2 separate regions of the Homo sapiens genome follow, and region 1 is linked to region 2. Evidence: read pairs that join two places in POLR2A ChIA-PET (ENCODE). Cell type or tissue: PC-9. All regions are shown on one strand.

The links. ChIA-PET counts read pairs that join two places held together with the same protein. Peaks named below come from ENCODE experiments on the same cell type or tissue, not always from the same donor. Only the 100,000 strongest peaks of a DNase experiment are listed, where the experiment ranks them.
Region 1: POLR2A ChIA-PET joins it to region 2 with 12 read pairs; 4 of 35 experiments call an interaction of 5 or more read pairs at or near these places.

The regions. Positions count from the first base shown.
Region 1 is chr4:185,428,035-185,430,534 of GRCh38, reverse strand. CFAP96 (cilia and flagella associated protein 96) reads right to left here. Exons shown (of 8, transcript NM_001114357.3): 2 at 1,024-1,201. The coding sequence starts at 1,123. Among named protein-coding and RNA genes, the nearest start is that of CFAP96, 3.0 kb to the right of the region's middle. In PC-9, no CTCF peak of the experiment used is centred here; no DNase peak of the experiment used is centred here.
Region 2 is chr4:185,572,704-185,575,203 of GRCh38, reverse strand. No RefSeq gene overlaps it. Among named protein-coding and RNA genes, the nearest start is that of SORBS2-AS1, 14 kb to the left of the region's middle. In PC-9, no CTCF peak of the experiment used is centred here; a DNase peak (open chromatin) is centred at 1,173; H3K4me3 peaks cover 806 bases; H3K27ac peaks cover 1,525 bases.

The DNA.
Region 1 (2,500 bases), 140 kb after region 2:
TGGCCACCCAATTCTTCTTCCACAGGCAAAGAGATAATCATTTTGTTTCCCAAAGAATGTTCAGGTATGTTCAAGTGAATATTTTCATAGATATCCTTTTTCATTTTTTTAAATGCTGTCTCAGAAGAATCACATTGTTCATGCTGAGCACACTATATAGACTATTCTGCACCTTGCTTTTTTTATTTAACAATGTATCTTCGAGATATCTCCAAATCAGTGTTTTATTTTGTATTATTATGTAGAAGTAATTGGATATCCAAAAATTGAACTGAGACATTTAAATATTTATGTATATTAGCTCTTTTTATTATTTATGACTTTTGTAAAAATCCCTCAGCCATTCACTTAGCATTTCATTTCTCAGGAAGGTAACAATGGATGGCCTTCTTGGACGCAAATGTAAATGCTGTTTGCATAGGGGAGTGTCCCATCTAACCAAAATATTCTGGGAGAAAACTGCCAGGCACCTTTGAAAAGAAATCAAATTACCTATGAGGACAATAAATTAGGATAGAATACCCTAATAAAACGAGATTCCTATTCTCATAAAATCACCTTCTTGCTGGGTGCTGTGGCTCATGCCTCTTAACCCCAGCACTACGGCACGCTGAGTGGGGAGGGTCTCTTGAGGTCAAGAGTTCAAGACCAGCCTGGGCAACATAGTGAGAGCTCCCCCGCCCTACTCCACAAAGTATTTAAAAATTAGCTGGGCATGGTAGTGTGTGCCTGTAGACTCAGGAGGCTGAAGATGGGAGGAACCCTTGAGCCCAGGAGTTTGAGACTGCAGTGAGCTATAATCAGGCCACTGGCACTCCAGCCTGGGTAACAAAGATCCTGTTTCTAAATAAATAAATAAATGATATCGCTTAACTTCATTGAAATTTTACACGTTAACAAACTTTAGAACTAAATGCTTTAAAATATAAACCATTAAAAAATCATTTGACTTAAATATTAAATTCTAAATTTTATATAGAAAATACCCACTATTCGTCCATAGAGAAAAGCAAATATACTTACGATTAAATTGTGACACATATTTATCACCCACAGTAATATATTCCATCTCACTAAAGAGGCCAATCCTTTCCATGTCCGTTTTTCCTCCTTCCGCAGGCATGGTGGCGTCTGGTGGTGGTACTCTCTATACCGCTAACTTCAAAAGTTTCCCTAGGGTCACGTGTTTTATAGCAAAGTCCTACTTTACATTGAAAATAAAAATAAAGGGGAAAAGTTTAGAAAAAAGTGGTTACTAATTTCCAGTTCTAATTACTTTCAGTCTGAGAGTTTAAGGTTTACTACAAAACAATAGCCTCATACTCCATGGGGAAAGAACCTACTCTGCGGGGTGGGGGAGAATACTGGGATTCAAAATTCTCCAGATGAGCCCTCCCCCTTGACTCTCCGTATGAAGTGCTCACAAATTACAAAGGAATGTACAAGATCTCATCGATTACACTGCCATTTATCTGTTGGAAATGATAAAATTATTACTGTACGGTGTATTATAAACAAATCCTTCTTTTGAGAAGTTCAGGGTAGATTTTAAAATCATAATTATATAAGGCAGACATTTTTACAGTTTAAATACAATGATTTCAGCATCCTGCATTGTCCCTTATGTTGAAAATATAACAGCTTTTCAGGATGTACAACACATTGAGGTATTACCCTACAACTCTTGAGGTTTTTTTCAAGTTTAAATAAACATAATAAGTGTGTCACTGGCAAAATTATAAAGGGAATGGGGAAGAGAACAATTATTTAGGCAAGATAAAAACGAGAACAAAAACAAAAATTCTACAATGAATTCTGAGTATTTGTTAACAGGTATACTTCAACTCTGAGCTTTCTTTGGAAATGACCACTTCAAACAAAGGTGAAATATTAAACATGCAACTCTTTATTTAGAAATTAATTGTTTTAAGACAGAGTCTCTTTTTTTTTTGTTGTTGTTGTTGTTTTTTTTTTTTTTAGACAGTCCCAGGCTGGAGTGCAGTGGCATGTTCTTGGCTCACTATAACCTCCGCCTCCCAGGTTCAAGCGATTCTCCTGCCTCAGCCACCTGAGTAGCTGGATTACAGACACGCGCCACCATGCCCAGCTGTTTTTGTATTTTTAGTAGAGACAGGGTTTAACTATGTTGGCCAGGCTGGTCTCGAACTCCTGGCCTCAAGTGATCCACCCACCTCGGCCTCCCAAAGCGCTGGGATTACAGGCATGAGCCACCGCGCCCGGCCAGAAATTAATTTCTAATAGTAGACATGTTATTTTTAAAAAGGAAGAGGCCCAAGGAGCTAAGAATACTTACCTCTATCCCATTCTAAAGTTTTTAAAGCACCAATTATGAGCTAAGCACTGGGCATACATAAGTGAAGAAAACAAACATTGGGTTAGTCCTCACAGTTTGTAATCCAAAGTAAGAACCATTTTTTTTTTTTTTTTGAGACAGAGTTTCGCTCTTGTAGCCCAGGATGGAGTGCAATAGCGCGATCTC
Region 2 (2,500 bases):
GTACACCAAACCCCCAAGACACTCAGTTTACCTATATAACAAACCTGAACATGTACCCATTAACCGAAAATAAAAGTTAAAAAAAAAACTTCAAAATACTGTGTATCCATTGTTCTAGCAATGTCATTTCTATATATTTATTCTAAAAAAAATTCTCAATGTGTTCAAATATTTAGCTGTAAGTTTATGTATTACCATGTTATTCATGACATCAAATAATTATTAGAAATCTAAATATCTAACAACAGGTATTTAGATATATTTATCTAATAAACACATTGTGGCACTTTTTGCTGTGAAATACCATGTAATCACTTAAAAAGGACCTCCTGGAAAAATATTTAATGATGTATAAAGATGTTCACAACACATTGCTAAATTTTTAAAAAAAGTTATAAAACAGTATAATCTCATTTTTGAAGGGAAGAATATCTATTTTTACAGCTATACATATGCACCTAGAACATAGATGTACATGTATGTGTACGTGTGCATGTGTGTGTGCCCCTAGACCAGATGTATTAGGTTGACTCCATGAAATCTCTAATTTTATAAGTCAGAAACAGTACAATCTCAGAAATTTCTTAAGGTTCTATTTAATAAATCCATATACACTGGAATAAGATGTAAAAATTATTCACAAAAATGTTGACTATGGTCATATCTTCAGTGATTTATGGATACTTTTATTTTTCAAACATTTTACAACTAAGATGTATTTCTTTTAATATAACAAAAATCTTGTAGTGAAGTTAAATAATTTACACACATATCAGTCTAAAATATGCAATTTCTTCTATATATGATAAATATAAATATATAGCATATGTGTGTATATATATTATATATAACTGAAATTTATAGAGAGAGATAAAATTAACCAAATGTCTAATCCTTTTTAGTGTAATCCGTTCCAAAGATGGCAGCAGTCTATTAGGAAAAAATCACTCATCAGGATAAAAATGCCTGGTCTCTCCGAATAGTCTCCCCTCCTCCGCTTCCTTCCCAGGATAGTTCCCCGGTGAGTGGGAGCAGTTAACATCTTATGGTGGTGGGAAAACCTGGGCTGTTGGGCATGATGTCCTCTACCTCTTCTGGTCTCCAGGGCTGTGTCCCTGTTCCCTGGGTGTTTCCTGGCCTTCAAAGCTGAAACCTGAGGCTGGTGTCACTGGTAATCTGATCTCTTTGGGTCTGGGCAGGATTATCACTTCCTGCTGACTCAGCCAGTCAGCTCCCGCAGGCTACAGACTCCGGAATATCTGCCATGCCCTTCCTCCAGCCTCTGGCCCAGCCTCGCATCCAGGCTCTGCTGTGCGGTCAGCTCCCCTCACCACTCTGTGCACGCTGTGGATCCTTGGCTTCTCAACGCTGCATCCCTATCCTGTAAAGGTCGAGGGCACCCCAGAATGCTGAGCCCCAGAGCCCTCTTTCTGCCTGACCACCCCGGCTGCCCAGCTCGCTGTGATGTGCCTGAGGTGCAGACTGCTCTTGGAGTAACTCACCTTGAAGCACAGCCTCCAGACAGGAAGTCAAAGGGAACCTTACTGTGTGCCCTTCCTCTCCTTTTCCATCTTCCTGCCATCCCCAGGACCAGAAGCTGGCCAGGCCTTTCCTTACTTCCACTCTGTCCTCAATCCCTTCCTCCCTCTCCAGCCAGGTATGCAGGGTCTCCTTGGCTTTATAAAAACACCTCTCTGAATAGAGCCCCTTATGCTCAGTGATTAATTTGACAGAGGGTTCTAGAGATTATTTCTCAGGACAATAGCTTATGTCATTCCTTTTCTGAAGCACAGTATATTAATACTGAACATCACCCTGATCTTCCCCTTGGCCTTTCTCCTATAAAATATATACTTAGATGAATGCTAAGGGAGAAGAGACAAATGTTTTTGACTCATAAAAGCAAAATAAAGAGGCGGGTGGCTCATGCCTGTAATCCCACGTCTTTGGGAGGCAGAGGCAGTAGGATCCTTTGAGCCTAGGAGTTTGAGACCAGTCTGGGCAACATGTCGAGGCCCCATCTCCTACAAAAAAATAAAAATAAAAAATTAGGCAGGTGGCACGTGTCTGTAGTCCCAGCTGACAGGAGGCTGAGGTGCTTGAGCCCAGGAGTTGAGGTTACAGTGAGCTATGATTGCACCACTGTCCTCCAGCCTGAACGACAGAGCAAGACACTGTCTCTAAAAAAAAAAAAAAAAGAAAGAAAAAGAAAAATAAAATTATCTTAAGAGCTTGTCTTCATTATAAAATTATTTAAGAAAAAGAGGCAGCCTAAATATATACCTAACTAAAACAGAGAGACATCAGGAAAGGGAGAAGGCTTTGAACGAAGACTTGGAGGATGCTGAAACAAAGAAGAGAATTAAAAGAAACCAGTGCAAAATATAGAAAAAAAAATATAGAGATAAGAATTAAAATGTCTGATTTTTATTTGTAATATATGACATTTCTCTAAGTACTCAAGTTGCTTCAGAGAGCAGCAGTTCTGATGCACCCCAGC